Linked DNA regions of Homo sapiens: region 2 is linked to region 1. Evidence: chromatin loops called from intact Hi-C (ENCODE). Cell type or tissue: MCF 10A. All regions are shown on one strand. Each heading gives the region's core, and the rest is flanking DNA. Links, peaks and the distances in the headings are about the cores only. Region 1 has its middle 20 kb from the start of LINC02003. Region 2 has its middle 44 kb from the start of LINC02003.

Evidence for each region. Hi-C counts contacts between places; a loop is a spot of excess contacts. Peaks named below come from ENCODE experiments on the same cell type or tissue, not always from the same donor. Only the 100,000 strongest peaks of a DNase experiment are listed, where the experiment ranks them.
Region 2: a loop joins it to region 1, with 5 times the contacts of the local background. A loop is called at or near these places in 3 of 110 quality-filtered maps.

What each region holds. Positions count from the first base shown.
Region 1 is chr17:72,358,168-72,366,497 of GRCh38, forward strand. No RefSeq gene overlaps it. Among named protein-coding and RNA genes, the nearest start is that of LINC02003, 20 kb to the left of the region's middle. In MCF 10A, for the core only: no CTCF peak of the experiment used is centred there; DNase peaks (open chromatin) are centred at 564, 3,934 and 4,564.
Region 2 is chr17:72,294,358-72,302,687 of GRCh38, forward strand. No RefSeq gene overlaps it. Among named protein-coding and RNA genes, the nearest start is that of LINC02003, 44 kb to the right of the region's middle. RefSeq lists a silencer at 4,973-5,052. In MCF 10A, for the core only: no CTCF peak of the experiment used is centred there; DNase peaks (open chromatin) are centred at 2,284 and 3,194.

The sequences.
Region 1 (8,330 bases), core at 88-8,087:
ATCTGAGAAATGTAATGTGCAATTCACATGCTATTTGCATGCCCTTATCCTAAACAGGAGAATGACCCATTGTCGTTGGACTCTGCCTTTCCAAGTCGTAAGCTCTGAGGTCTCCTTTCTCTCAAATCTGGCCATGCCCTTGAAATCCCAGCATGCTTCTGTCCTCAGAGCATAGGGGCTTTTTGTTGTGACCTTGAACCAACAGTGCACAAAATCTGAGAATTTTGAAGAATACAGAACACAACTTTATGCCAAGAAGAAGCTATAGTTGTGCTCATAAATTCTTCCTCCAAGGCTTAAAGGTCATTCCCTACCATTTTTCTTGCAGACTTTTGGTTTCAATATAAGGTGGGCCTGCTCAAAGGCAAGAATTTTCCTGGGCATTTTTTTCTCAAGCATTGCAGCTGTACTTAGGTGAGGAGCCATAACAATGGGATGTGGAATAGAGCCAATCAGCTGAAGAAATTGATACTGAATAAGGAAATATTTCTTACCAGTGAGAGACTCTCAACAATGAAATCAGTGCCCTAGCAATGCACAGCATTGCAAGAGATTGAGTCACACCATGTTAGGGTCCATGCCAATATGAAACACCCAATTACCCATCCTTTCAGGTATGAGAGTTAAGAAAGACATGCTAGGAGGGTCTCAGTGATTCTTCCTCTGCTTTTGGTTGATTTTAGTTTTCAGGGAGTGATTTGGTTGACCTGTGAATTCTTAGCTTTAAATAAATGCTGGGGACCATAGAGATGAGAGCTGTTCTTCATCTGTGGACCTCCTAAGAGAAAGGAATAGAATTAACATTAATTGAGAATGAATAGACAGCCAAGCAGGATTCTAAGGGTTCTATAAACATTATTGCATTGAATCATCGCAAATATCATGCCCATTTAAAGATGTGGAAATGGAGGCAAAGGAAATGAAGTGTGTTTATCAGGACCACTAACCTGTAGGGCTAATACTTAAACCTGGGTCACTCTGACTTTGGTGGCCTTGGAGGCCCGCCCACATCAACACACCACCTAGGTGAGGATTCAGATAAACTGACTTCAGTCTGGGTTTAATGACTCTTGAGGTCTCAAAATGGCAGTCGTTAGGTTTGTTTCTATTCTGTAGGCTGTGCCGTTCCTCCCAGAGCTGGGTCTGCTTCCCTGCCCTCCTGACTGCCTGCAAGGAGGTCCAGCCACATTGCAGAGGAAGGACTTGCTTATGGAAAGAAATGGAGAGACCCAGCCTCCCTCACCTCCCATTGGTGCCTGATGATTAATACATTTTTTGCTGCCCTTGGAAATGGAAGACAGTGCCAACTGCTTAGTTCTCCTGGCTGGGCCAGCGCAACCTGTATGACAAGGGGGAAGAGCCTTTAAGTGAGGCAGGAGAGGAGCTGGGCTCTGGGCAGAAAAGCTCCCCAAAGCAAGTGTGCTGGGAGGATGCTTTTTGTATTTTAACCAATGTTCACCTCTGTCTCCCCCAGCACAATATTTCCTTGCACTGCTTGGTCTTTCCTCGTCTAGTTAGTGAGGCCCTATTGAATTTGCTGCATTAGAGTGTGGATAACACCCCCAAATCAAAGAAATAGCATAATACACCCTGGTTTTTGAGTTTCAAAGAAGGTTTTTGAAAGGTATTGCAAATACAACAGATTTGGAAGAACATGTGCTGAGGTCTAGTGAAGCGGCCCTTAGATAAAAGCTGAGAGATTCCGTGTTGGGGGAGCAAAGGGAGCCAGGCTCAAAGCAGAGAGTGAGATGATATGCCAAGTACTGAGTCAGGGGTACTACTGAGTACTGAGATGATATGCCAGGTACTGAGTCAGGGGTACTGCTGAGTACTGAGATGATATGCCAGGTACTGAGTCAGGGGTACTACCAGGGTGCTCTGAATAAGTAGACAGGCATGTCCTCTGGTTGGGATCAAAAGACTACTCGGCAGTGCCCAGGGTGAATGAACGGCTGAGGAACCCATAGCAGCCTGTTGGAGGTCTCAGATGAGCCCAGTGCAGACATGTGATGTAGAGAGCACACTGTCCCACTCCGTAATTGCCAGAGCATTGTTAGCCTTCCCTGTTCCCTGAACTTAGAGGCAACACCCATGAAAAGGGTAGGAAGGATCTGAAATGCCCCACTGCAATTGAGTTATCAGATAATATGAGTTCTATTTCTTGCATTTCTGAGTTTGTAAACTGAGGTTCATGCTGGCTCTCTGAGTCAGGCACCTCCCTGAGACAGATCTCTGCCACCCGCTCCCTCTCCACACAGTGCATAGAGTTTGCTCCCTCCCCTCCTCACTGCAAGGCTGCTGGGCACCTGCCCCGTGGGTATCTCTGTCACCCAGAAGACTCCTCTACCCCCCTGCCTACTGCACCCATGCAGGCTTCTGCACAGCCAGACCTGTTCTCTTGGAGTCTTGGACTTTGACCTGCCCCATCAAAGGACAGCAGCCAAGGTGACAAGCCCATCCCAGTTCAGATCCTCTGGCAGAGGTAGATACTGAGGCAAGAGACAGGCTAAAGGGAAAGCATAATATCCTCCAACCCCCCATCTCTGGGAACACTGTATCTGAGGTTTGTTTGGCCACCCAAGATGCTGGGCTCTGCCAGACCAGATAACCATTCCGGTTTGACAGGCACCCACGGCCCCCTGGTATGCGCCTTTGACCCACCAGATAGTTCTGTTTTCCTTTTCCTCTGAGATCCCCCGAGCTTCTGTTCCCCCCTTCTCACCTGGCTGGAGAGATGTCACCCAGCTAACATCTTCTAACCCTACAAGAGGCAAGTTACAGGATGCCCCAACATCATGATTTTTTTTTTTAGCTTTCAAAACCTTGGAAGTACTGCAGGGTGAACCATGGTTTGAGATACCTTGCAGCAGTGTTTCTCTGCCATTTCCCCCTGCAGCACATGTTTGTCTTTCTAAAATATTTCTTTTCCTTTTCTTTTTTTTTTTTTTTTTTTGACGGAATCTCACTCTGTCACCAGGCTGAAGTGCAGTGGCGCGATCTTGGCTCACTGCAACCTCCGCCTCCCGGGTTCAAGCGATTCTCCTGCCTCAGCCTCCCAAGTAGCTGGGACTACAGGCACACGCTACCATGCCCAGCTAATTGTTGTATTTTTAGTAGAGACGGGGTTTCACCATGTTGGCCAGGATAGTCTCGATCTCTTGACCTTGTGATCCGACCGCCTCGGCCTCCCAAACTGCTGGGATTACAGGTGTGAGCCACCACACTCAGCCTACAATATTTCTATTTCTGAGTTTGTAAACTCAGAAATCTGAGTTTAGGGCAACCAGGGCAACCAAATTACTCTCTGAAAACTAAAATCAGCTCAGGTTTGATCTCCTACCATGCACCAGGCTCTGCTGTAGGGAATGGGATCAGGCATAAGCAAGATCTACAGGGTTCCTGCTCTCAGGGAGTGTCCATTCCACCCCGGAAGGGTAGACATGGAGATGCATGGCTCAGATCCTTCAAAAAGGACTTGCTGCCTGACTGAGAGGAGCTTGACTGGCTGACAGCCACTGCACTGGTGTCTTCGAGGTCCTCGTCAGTTTTCAGGCTGAGGTCATGCTGTTCTTGAGGCAGCCCTAGCTAATGACTATGCAAGGTGGTGGCACAAGGGCCAACCCATTTCTACCCACATGGGACTTCTCCAATGGGCAGTCTCTGCTCCAAAGCTCCTGGAGACTGCCCAGGTTGCCTTCACGTTCTGATGGTTCCCCCTGCCCAATCCAGCTCCCTCCTCTTTTCCCTCATAGGTTGCTTATTCCCCCAATAAACCCATAACTCCATCTCTGCATTGGCTTCCTGGAAACCCAACTGGTATGCGGGGGACATACACACCAGCACGAGTGTCGGTAGTGACACATGCTATGGGAAAAGAACAGAGCCCCTGGACAGAGGCTGACTCACTACTAGAAGAGGGCCGGGTTCGCTAGATGTCAGGTGCACCCAGCCTCTGAGAAGGGCATGTGTGAGCTGAGACATGAGGAGGAGGAGCCAGCCATATTCAGAGGAGCCGGGAAAGGGCTCCAGGCAGTGTAGGAAGGAAGACTTGTATTGGAGGTCCATGAAGAAGCAACTGAATAGAGCACAGTGTTGAGAGATGAGAGAGGAAAAGGAGATGAGGCCAACAGGGCCAACAGAGTCTTGGATGTCCAGTTCTCCTCCAAGTGAACTTCGAGAACAGCAACGTGATCTGTGTGCAGCATGATCCCACAGACAAACCCAAATGTGATGAGGCAATAAAACATGGCAATAACATGTCATCGCCAGACTACTCACAGCTGATTAGCAAAAGCAGCTAACCTCATCCTGGCTGTGACCTCCATGAGACAGGCTAGGAGCAATGGGCAACTCTGGCCACTCGGAAAATCATCTTGGACTGCGAGGGAGTGAAAGGGATGTTGCTATGTTAGTACCTGCTCTGATTTGTTTTTAAAAAGTGAATCACTCCCAAACCTCAGGGTGTTATTCATAACCCGTCACTTGTTCTCCTGCGTGATGGTGACACATTTGCATGTCATGACAACCTGGATGAGCACTGCTTCCCTGGAGTAGGGGAGTAGGGGGGGTGGGAATGGGGGGAGGTGGTTGAGATGCCAGAGAGCCTTGCCCTAAATCAGTGGTTCTCAACTGGAGGCGATTTGGTTCCCCAGGGGTATTTGGCAACGTCTGAGGACATTTTTAGTTTTTACACTTGTGAGGCTGGGAATGCTACTGGCATCTAGTGGGTAGAGGTCAAGGGCATGGCTAAACATCCTACAGTGCACAGAACAACCCCTGCCCACAAAGAGTGATTCAGCTCCAAACGTCAACAGTGCTGCAATGAGCTTGAGAAACCCTGCCCTAAATCAAGAGCCAAATTGTTCCTCTCTGAACCAAGGGATGCTCTCAGACAGGGGTCTTTGGATGAGGGCACGCAGCAGAGTTTGATAAATACAACCAGTGGGGGCTTTCTCAGTGCGGTTCTGCAAATTGCAAACACAACATCTAAGTGTTTGCTCTTCCTTTCTTACTGTAGTTTAAATACCAAGAAACATTTCCCTAAAAGAATTTTAACCTCTAAGACTGCAGATGCTCCCACACTGGCATCTTCTAAGACCAGCTGATTGGGCCAACAGGGGTCCAGACCCAACCAGAGACAGGGGGATGGACAAGATGACCGCCCATACCCCCTGCACTTACCCCAAGGAGGTTCTCTCCAGCCAGGCATTTTAATTAATTTTAGTCCCTTTCAAGACCACAGTTATTATTGTAAAAACACCGATAATACTAAACACATGTGGAAAGCACAGCGCCGGCTGCAGCCCTGGAGACCTGGGGACGTGCTAAGTCATATGTCATCTGGGGTGGTGAGAAATCAGCAGGCCCCCTCCCCCTGCCCTCTGAGACCCCAACACCCTTCTCAGTAGGACTGCTCTCCTTCTGTCACCAGCCAAGCCCCCTTCCTAGCTCAGCTTCCCCACCCCTACCAAAACTCAAGTACCCTTCCCTCCCCACAGAAACAGCCAAGGTGGGTGGGGTGGCAGGCCTCTGGAAATCCTGGTTTAATGATTTTATTAGGAAAGAGGCGGGAAGAAAAGAAAAGGCACATTCTCTCATTTTGGAAGAATGCTTCATTATCTGCCTTTGCAGAGTGTGAAACACCTCACTGGGCTCTAACCAGCCCTGAATTATTGAGTGAGATGCTCAGGTGTCAGGCTTTCCTCTCCCCCATCCCCCTGGGCCACCCCACTGGTTGCTGGAGGGTGTCTCAATTCCACCTTCAGGTGAAGGCTGGGAAAATCCAACAGCTACAGAGCTGCATGGGCATTGTCCTCCCAGAACCATGACCTCTTTCGGGAGCTATTGCCTGAAAACAGTCCCCTTGGCATGTGTCTAGTTCCATCTTCACTTGTGTAAGACCATTTCTCCTGCATTCTTGGCCTCACATCTGATTCCCAGGTGCCTTTTGCCTCGTGAAACACCTCACTCCTATTTTAGAGGTTAGAAAGTTCCTTCTTAGCCAAAACGGAGCTAAAGACGCTGACATTTGGGTAGTTCTCTGTGACTGATTGAGAAGTATGAAAAATCTTCCACTTCCACAGCCCTGCTTGTTTTCATTCCTTGAAGATGACAGAGTAGATATTGTTATTCCCATTTTACAGATGGAAAAGGCAAAATGCAGAGGGGTTAAGTGGCCCTTCCAATGGCACACAGCAATTACAAAGCAGAGATGGAGGGAACACGGGGCTCCTCAACAACAGTCTCCCTGTAACTGTGGACTGATCTGCCCCATGCCAGATAATCCCCAGCCTCTTTTAAGAGTGCCGTTTACGGACATTCTCTCCAAACCCCGGGGTTCCCGTGGCCCCTGGAACAGACAGGAAGGTCTGGTTGCTGTGTTCCAGATCACAGCCTCCATCTTCAGTTTCCATAACACCAGCTTCAGTGTTGGTCCCTCCCCAGGGTCAGATACCACCTCTCTCACTGGGTCCTCCCCTGGCTCCACCTCTCCATATGAACATCTAGCCTCTTCCTGCCACCACTCTTCCCTGCAAGAATCCCTGCAGTCACATACACCCCCCACCCTAAACTAGGCATGGAAGTTCAGGCCAAACTAGGAATTCATCATCTACGGAAAAAAGAAAAAAAAAATCTTATTTCTGCCCCAGTTGTGGGGAGCTTGGACAGTGCGGCAGCTCACCTTCCAAAGACCTAAGTGACAAGTTTCTTGAGGACAGCCCCTTAAGCAGAGAAAAACAAAAATCCAAAAAAAAAAAAAATGAACACATATTGACACTGTTGTATGTTGTATGATAAACTCATTTAATCATCACAAAGACTCCACGAAGCAGGTGCTGGTATTATAACCTTTTCATATATAGGGAAACTGAGGCACAGAGCAGCCAAGTAACTTGCTCAAGGTCATATAACTAGCAAGTGAGGGAGGTCTGATTAGACCATTGAAAACAAAACCAAAAACTATCACTGGAGGGGGTGTTTAGGGAGGGGTTATAACTGCCCAGTAGTAGCCATTTTCCCAATAATCTTTCCAGGAGGATAAAATCACCATTCTACTCTCTTTAGTGCCCAGTAGTTGTGAGACCAAGGCAGTATCTCAGTGGATTAGCTGGGCACGGTGGCTCACGCCTGTAATCCCAGCACTTTGGGAGGCCAAGATGGGTGGATCACAAGTCAGGAGATCGAGACCATCCTGGCTAACACCGTGAAACCTCGTCTCTACCAAAAATACAAAAAAATTAGCCGGGCGTGGTGGCGAGTGCCTGTAGTCTCAGCTACTCGGGAGGCTGAGAGAGGAGAATGGCATGAACCCAGGAGGCGGAGCTTGCAGTGAGCCGAGGTCACACCACTGCACTCCAGCCTGGGCAACAGAGCAAGACTCTGTCTCAAAAAAAAAAAAAAAGTCTGCCACATATATAATTAGTTTATATAATTAGTACTTAACTATCCATCTTCCTTGGGTTTTCTTTTCCACCACTGTATGAGAGTCATTCCTGCCAGCTGCCATGACAAAATCCCAGTGGTTTCACACAATAAAGGTTTATTTTTTCATTCTTGTCTCAGTCTAAGTGGCTATTTGGGAGGGAGCCTTCCAAGTGGGATTCCAAATGATTCAAGGTGCCCCGTTCCATCCATCTTGTCCTGTCAGACTCTCAGGAAAAGGGCAGCATGAAGCATCACTGGAAACAGAGTGGACCGGCTCTGCCCATATTCCATCAGCCAGAAGCTAGTCCAATGGTCCGAGCTAACCCCAGGAGAGGCTGGGGAATGCCGACTTCCAGCATGCCCAGGAAGAGAATATGCAATGCTGAGCATCCAGCTGGTCTCCACCAGACCAGTTAATCCACTTCAATGTCTCCAACTGCTCCTCCATGACATGCCCCCAGGGGTCATGCTTGTTCTCCCCAAACGTGATGCTCAGGAGGACTAAACCTACCCTCTAGACATGGCCTGCTCATGCCAGAAGACCCAGCAACATCACCTCCCTGGATCTGGACACCACATGTCTATGAAGACAGCCTACATATATTTTAGCATTTTTAGCAACAGTCACACTGTTGGATCGTATTATGCTTGTGGTCAACTAAAACTTCCAGATTTCTTTCTTGTGAACTGCTGCCAACGGAGGGCTCTCTAATCTAGTTCTTGTGCTTCTGAATTTGAAACCACATGAAACTGAACAACAGTTGTTGAAAGTCTTCCCTCTTGCTGGGTTTGGCTGGGCATTTGGGTCTGCAGAGATTATCAGGGATCCTGATGTTACATCCATCGTATCAGCTTCGCTCCTAGCCCAGTGGCATCTTTGGCCTTTCCAGATCTTTGGGCAAGTC
Region 2 (8,330 bases), core at 180-8,179, 64 kb before region 1:
ATACCCCAGAGAGCAGACAAGCCACTTGTGCCTTTAGTTTCCGCTCCACGGACCCTTTCCACCATGACTTCATATTTCCTACCACTGATGCTCTCTGTTGGTCTTGGCAAGAATCAGCAAATGCCTCAGTCCACTGTAGATGGGAGTTGGGGGCCAGGGCGACCCATTCAGCCCCTCCTGCCCACAGCTTCTTGGGTATGTGACTTAGCAACAAGCCAAGCCTGGGCTGGGGAGACAAGAGCACACACAAGCAACCAGCCAGGGAGGGCTGCTCCCTGACTCCAGTCTAGTTTTCCAGCTTCTGAGACACATTGCTTTCTTTGGGCCTCCAGAGAAGCACATGGGAACAAATCCAGGTTGAAGAGGATGATAAGCGAGAAATGGCTTCAAGAAAAAATTTTTTATCATGCTGCTGCTTATTATTGAGCAAGAGTTCCCAAAATGTTTTAACCATGTAATAGAATTTGGGGCGGTTTGCAGTTAAGGAACACTGTAATGGATGACTTCATGGACAGCATCTTCCCACAATCTACCCCTCTTCACACTCCTCCTATCACTCCCCACTTTCCCATGCCCACCAAGGCATCCTAGCATTCAAAAATATAGGATCTGGCTTCTTCCATTCCCTTCTTGAGATGTGTATCAAACTATTGTGTGCGGATAGCCAGACAAGTGCTACCTTCTTGGAGAATTCTTTCAAATGATCAGACTTGAAACTAGATTTTTCATCTTTCCCCAAACTCAACAGTGCATGTTTATGTACTATGCAAACTGACACAGACCTACTGATACAGATCCTAAAAAAATGTCAAGCCAGGACTGAGAGCACGTTCCCTGCTTTTTCCTATGCTCTTAAGCAAATATCACCATGTGTTGTTGGTAAGTAGGCAAACAGCAGCAAATTTTATTATGACCTCTGAAGACTGTTCAGCAAAATAAAATCCTAAAAGCTAATTTATTGAATATTGACAATATATCAGGCACTGTATTAGGCACTTTACATGAGTTGTGTCATTTAACGCTCACAGTGGATCTTTGCATTTGTTGATAAGGAAACTAAGAGAGAAAAGGAAACTTGTCCACTCTGCCTTCGACTATCCCCAAGCTCACCCCAAAGAAGGGAAGCATGGACCTCCCAAAACTTTTCCCAGCAGTGGCCTTGAGTGCTCTTCACTTCTTCTGAACCAGGTCCCCTCCCAATCATTACCCAGCTGCAAACTCATCCACAGTGTCTTCCGGTTCCTATCCTACCTCTGGATCTTTAGATATGACCTCCCCAGAGCTTGATCCATGACTCTCCTTAAGAACCTCTGACTTGCCTTTGCTCCAAGGCTCTTCCACCCAGCTCCAGAGTCCTCAAAACCAATTTCTTACCCAGATGGAGGGATTGATTTGGCCACTACAACAAAGGGCTCCTGGGAAGAATTTCAGCCAACATATCAGGAATGTCACAATCACCTCCCTACAGTCAGCACCGCCAACACTGAGTGGTGTCAAACAAAGAAGGAGGGACAGAAAGGAAACCCTGAGAGGGGTAGAGACATGCATGCCACAGTGTCCAAGCAAAGCCACCATGTGGCCCATTTATGTTGCATCAACCCTGATTTTGGTCCCTCTTCTAATCCTTCAAAGAATGGGGTAATACCCTGACAAGGAAGATGGTTCCCTCCTACCCAGAGTTTCTGGGAGCATTAGCTCATCAGAACCTCCTTGCACCCTGCCGCAAGATGAGCTTGCACAGGATGAGCTAAGGGGAAGGAGTGGCTGAATCAGAAGCTTATGCCAGACCATCTCACCGGTTTGAACAGATCTCCCTCTTGCTGCTTAGATGGTAGATCTTAAGAAAAATAGCCTCCACTGATATGGCTGCGGCTTTCTCTGAGCTTGCCTTTTAATCCTGGGCCTTTCCCTCATCCTACCGTCTTCCTCCCCCAACCCATTCTCTTAGGCTGTTCTCCCTCTCCCAGTCCTGTTCACTAGTCCTTGTCCCCTCGAGCAGACAAAGGGTTAAAACATTTCCGGGACTGGAGAAGGCAAGCCACAGAGATGCAGGTGCTAACAGGGAAAGTGTGGGTTGGAATCTAGAATGATCTGTCACAGTTCCAAGAGCTTCTTTGGATAAGGAGTGATCACAGCTTTTGCTAAATGTCTCTAGGTGAAAATTCCATAAATCTAGAAACTGTGAAACTCAATGGAAATTTAATTAAATGAGTTAATATATAGAGAGTGCTTGGGACAATGCCTGGCACGTAGTGAGCTATATAAACACTTAGAAATGAGTAATAGTTTGGGGAAATACACATTTCAACATCATAGCATTCTATAGGTTCCAGAATCTTTACAAATGCTGATCTGACCTTGGATCTCTGCATTCTAAGTCACTACTCTCTTTGCCACCAGTCCTAAGATTTTCTCTTTCCTCCATCTCATTTCAGTCTTCCTCCTCTCTCTACCTAAGAATCTGAGAGTTTGTGTACATAGCTAAAGATTCCTCTCTTTGGTTCTCAGCACCATGCCTTAGTCTGAAATCCAGTAAAAACCCTGATTTCCCTAAACCTTGTGTTGGTGTGGCTTATGTGGTATCTTTCCTATCTCCTTGGCAGTGATTGCATTGGCTTCATAATAATAACCATTTAGAATCAAGCTGTAATTATAGGAAGGCACTGGAAAGCCCTTGCAAGAATAAGCTTTCCTCTCCCAGACACACTGGCAAGGGTTCTGGTTGGATTTTTCAGCTAAGATTCTCTCTGGAAATCTCATGGAAAAAAGGTTAGAATTATGGAGGGAGGTGAGACCCCAGTGGTCTTAACTTCAGGACCATCCCCTCGTGTGCCCATTGCTGTTTGATGCTGCCAGCAAAAAATGCAGAAGTCTTCACTCCCAACAGAGTAAATGATACTTAGTGTCCTTCAAAATTACAACTCAAAGAGGATCCAGGGAAAAGAAGCAAGTATGCTTTTCTCTTTTCTAAGGCTTCAAGGGGGAAGGGAGGAATATGGCTGAGAGAGAAAGAAAGTGCCTCCACCTAAGTGTGCAAGACCCCAACAGGCAGCCGACCTCCCAGCTTTACCGATTGCTCCAGGATCAGGCCCAGTCCTGGCTGCACTGAGCTGTGGCTGACATTCTTCCCAAGCCCCTCATGTTTGCCAGGAGAGGGGAGTGACAGACGCCGCTCTCCTGAGACATGATGAAAGATATGAGTCAGAAGAAGTGGGAGGAAAATTGGCATTAGGTTCAGGGCCCAGAATGTCAGCAACTGAATGAGGCTGAAGGAAGAGGAAGGGGAGCTTTAAGGGAAAAAATATGACCATCTCCAGCTTCTTTCTTCCTACTGAGATATTTCCAAAATATGCCAGATACAGAGTGGTCAAGTCCAGGGCCACTCTGAGAACCAAAGAGCCCTCTACCGATGTGGTTTGAGCTTCCTCTGTGCCAGGTTCTGTTCTGGAAGCTGGGCTGAAAAATGGGCCAGGGTAGGTGGTGTGGGGATGACGAGGCAAGGGTGATGACCTGTTTTTGATGTGGTCACACCATATGCTATCAGAGTTGCAGGAACTCTCAGGAACGGCTAGTTTGCAGATAAGCAAGCCAGGACTCAGAGAGGGCACAGGATTTGTCTAAGGCACACAGATACAGCTCCCTGGTTGGCTGACAAGACGTTGGTTTGTTTGACTTTCAGAACAATGTGCAAGGGCAGTGCAGAAGATCTGGTGCACGAACCCAGCAGAGACCAACTCTCAAGTAGGGATGCTGACAAGTTGTCACCTGTGGGCCATGCGATGGACGCAGAAGTGGCCATCGTGACAATCTCAGTACACCTACCTTACTGTCTTGTTCCACTTAGGGTCTAGGATCTGTGATTAACAAGCCTTCATTCCTAAAATATCAAAGAAATCCAAGCAATTGTGAAAACACACATCTGTGATGGAAAGTTTGTTTTGTTTTGTTTTGTTTTTTTGAGATGGAGTCTCACTCTGCCACCAGGCTGGGGTGCAGTGGCGCGATCTTAGCTCACTGCAACCTCTGCCTCCCGGGTTCAAGCGATTCCCCTGCCTCAGCGTCCCGAGTAGCCGGGATTACAGGCATGTGCCACCACGCCTGGCTAATTTTTGTATTTTTAGTAGAGACAGGGTTTCACCATGTTGGCCAAGATGGTCTCGATCTCCTGACCTCGTGATCCACCCGCCTCAGCCTCTCAAAGTGCTGGGATTTCAGGCGTGAGCCACTGCCCCCAGCCGGAAAGTTTTTAAGTCACGTATTATGAGGCTTGTGGCTCTTTCAGTTCCTTTTCAGTGAAAGGGAAAGGGACTCAAACGTCTGATTTAAGTACTATATCATCTACCTAAGTGACTTAATTAAAACAAACAAGGAATACCTATCGTAGCAGGAATTCTGCTCAATTCAGTCAGTGTTTACCTGATTTGTTAATTTCACAAAAAGAGATGTCTTCTCCCTGACATTTCTTTTTGTCAGTTTCACTTTTTCACAAGTTTCTGCTTTCTGTTTAATTTTGTGGGAATAAAAGAACACCAGCAAGCAGCCCCAATCCTAGGAGAGTGTTCTCTAAGTGTGGCATACAGAGTTCCAGAACCACAGTCCCTGAGTGTTTGGGTTTAAAGATGCACATTCTCCGGCCCTACCCTTGGTCCACGAATTCAGAACCTCTGAGGGCAGAGTCGGGGAATCTGCATTTTAACAAGTTCCCCCGTGTAATTATCGCACGCTGCAGTTTGATTTTTAAAACGCCTCTTCTGTGCCTGTAGCAGAAAAAAAACCTCTGGGGAAAAAAAAAATTATGCCAGCAACACGACTGTGCCCTCAAAGTTTATAATTTAAGCTGGATAGAACCAGACACAAACAATGATACAGACAACAGGTCAAGGGCAGGGAATGGGGAGTCGACACTTCCCCTTTCAGAACAATCATCAGCTCTGAAAACATGTGTCCGTTGTTGCTTTTCCCTCCTAGACTGTGAGCTCCCTGGTGACAAGTGTCAGACTTATTCATGACAGTCTCCCCAGCACCTTGCCCAGTACTGTTTCCTGGCACAGAGTACATATTTAATACATTTGTGCTGAACAGGTGAATTAGGCTTGTCCCAGGAAAGACACAAGGAAAGACCCAAGCAAAGATTTCCCAAATCGTGCCCAAATTCTTTATTCCTCCGCTACATTTCAATGCACAGATTTCCCCATGGACCACACGCCAAACACTCCAGGCTGGGAAACTGCAGGGCAAAACTCCTATGAGGCTTGGACACTGCCCGTAGGCTGCCAGGGAGAAAAGGAATCCCAGAGAATGTTTTTTTGTTTTTTTGGTTGTTTTCACCTTATGGAAACCAGGAACAGTCTGTTTTCAAAAGTCACAGCTCTCGAGAGCCCTGCTTGATTGGGGTGGTGGCACTAGCATTGCTCAGTCTCCAGGATACCAAAGCTAAGCAGCTAAACAGACACCAGGGTCTCAGAGAAGGAGGAACTCAGAGGAAAATGCATGCGTCTGTTGGGGACGGGCCTCCCATGCCCTTGGGGACAGAATGAGTGAAATAACTAACACTTGGGAGCCTGCAGAGATCTGTGGCCCCCAACGTTAGCCCCAAATTTCAGAGTATTCTAAATACCATCCTTTAAAACACATTTCTTTGGTATATTTCCTATTCTTTTAAGTTGAAAATGCTCCTGGAATTGTTTTAACCCTGATTCATGCTAGGATATAAATTACTTAAACTGCATTTGTTTGCCAGGGCTGCTATAACTAAGTATCACAGACAAGGTGGCTGAAGCAACAGACATTTTTCATCTCACAGTTCTGGAGGCCGAAGTTCAAAATCAAAGTGTCCACAGGGTTGTTTCCTTCTGAAGGCTTGGAGGGAAGAATCTGTCCCCGGCTTCTCTCCTGGCTTCGTGGATGGCATCTTCTCCCTGCGTCTCTTCACATTGTTTTCCTTCTATGCATGTCTCCATGTCCAAATTTTCCCATTTTGGGCCAGGCAGAGTGGCTCATGCCTGTAATCTCAGCACTTTGGGAGGCTGACGTGGGCGGATCACAGGGTCAGGAGTTTGAGACCAGCATGGCCAACATGGTGAAACCCTATCTCTACTAAAAATACAAAAATTAGCTGGGCATGGTGGCGCACACCTGTAATCACAGCTACTCGGGAGGCTGAGGCAGGAGAATCACTTGAACCCAGGAGACGGAGGCTGCAGTGAGCCGAGATTGCACCACTGCACTCTAGCCTGGGTGACAGAGCAGGACTCCATCTCAAAAAAAAAAAAAAATTCAACAAATTTTCCCATTTTTTAAAGACACACTTCATTTGGATTAGAGCCCACCCTAATGACCTCATTTAACTTGATTCCCACTGTAAAAGACCTTCTCTCCAAATGACATCACAGTCAAAGATACTAGGCTGGGGGCTAGGACTCCAGGACAAGAATTGGACTGGAACACGATTCAACCCATAACACTTACCCAGTCTTTTTCCTGGAGACAGAAGTTAGACAGAGAAAGGCTTGAGGAGAAACAGATCCTGAATGTCAGAAAAGGGCACTGACAGAAAAATCTCAGCAGCCCCCAGGGAGACAGGGAGAGGGATGCACACTTACCACAGTGCCCAGGGTGGGGTTCAGAGCCTGGCCCTTGACCTGTCTTCATATGGCTATTGCAATGGGGACACCACCATTTCCTTCTGCACCTGACCTTCATCTCTCAGGTGAAATGAGCAAGCTGGCCCTCTGCACCTGCAGAAGGTGGCTTTGCAGAATTGGGAGGTCTGTTTACTGATTCCATTTCCCAGAGCACTCAGTCCCCCTAATAACCTTTTGCCAGATTTAACTCCCTCCAAAGCCTACCGTGCCACGAATGCTGCCTTTGCTCTTGAATTGCCTTGAAAATATTTTCTAGTTGTGATGAGGGTAATCTGTCACCTTTGGTATAGTCTAAGTTCTTTTGGTGTCAGCTGACCTGAGATCTAGTACCTGTTCTATCACATACCACCCATATGGCCTGGAGCAAATTGTTACTTCACCTCTCTGTGCCTCAGTTTCCTCATCTGTAGGTGGAGATAATGGTAACTCACAGGGTTATTGCAATGATTAGATAACAGCATTTGTAAAACGTGTGCATTTAACAAATGGTGGTTATTATTAACCACTTTACAATGGATAACTCCAACGGCTTCCTATGTGCACAACAGATAACAAATGTTCCTCACCACCTATTGGTGTGTGATGCATATGTAGACATTCAAAAATGGTCACCCAGTGGTTCGCATGTTAGCTGGGCTGACCCAAAATCAGCTCCAAACGTCTTGCTCCTCTTCACAGAACCCAGGCATCCCCCCAGTCTCTGGCTCCATACTCTTCCTCTGATCCCCAAACATGCTATTCTGGATATGCCAGTTCCTTGGGCTGCTTTAAGGGAAAACCCTCTAATAAAGGTTGAGAGGTACAGCTGGGGTCAGGGTGGGGGCAGGGATCATGCATCAGAACTTAGGGACCCCTAGTTGTCACCCTGAGAGTTCTGGGGGACTTGGATTTCTACTGCTCCAAATAATCCCTAGCTGTAAATATTCAGCAAGAAAAGCAAGGTCCTCTGCCCCTGGTCTCTGGTTGCTTTTGAAACCCAGCACCTAGGCTAAAGAGTTAACATAACCTCATTGCAGAGGGATTTCTCTGTAATCTGTACACATGTCCCAGGGATCAGGACTGTGGGAGGTGGTGCTAGTCCGTGGCAGTTGCTCAGGCCCTTGGCCCTCAGCCCACCAAGCTCCCAAAGCCCTCTTGTTCTAGTTGATTTCAAATTTAATTAAGAACAACTGAGCAGAAGCCAAGGTCTCTGCAGGGCCGTCACCCCTGAGCTTGGAGAGGGCCAAGGAGATAAGCATCTCATCACAAACCAGAAAGCTGGAAGGGCCATCACCTTCACCTGTGAAAACAAGGCAGCAATGACCACCAGGATGCTCAGCAAAGCCTGTGGATGGTGCACGGAGGGGCGATGAGAACACCATCAGAGCAGACTCAACTGGAGCCACGTCCCGGCCATCCTCATAGGCAGGCAGGAGGAGGCCCCTTGCTTTTCCATGTCACTCTCACCCTCTCTGGCCAAAAGGACTCACATTGTGCCCTCAAATTCATTAAGCTGATAGCCCACATCTGAGAAGGACTTAGCCAAAAAGAGAAAGAACAGACAGAGAAGAGAAAGAAAAGGTGAGCAGACCAGTTGGCCTGAGAGATCTGTCAAGTTGGAGCCCAGGAGGGGTAGATGCCTGGAGAGATACTGGGGTCACTGAGTAGCTAGATGGTTGTCCGATGTTTCTAAAAGTCTGGCCCACT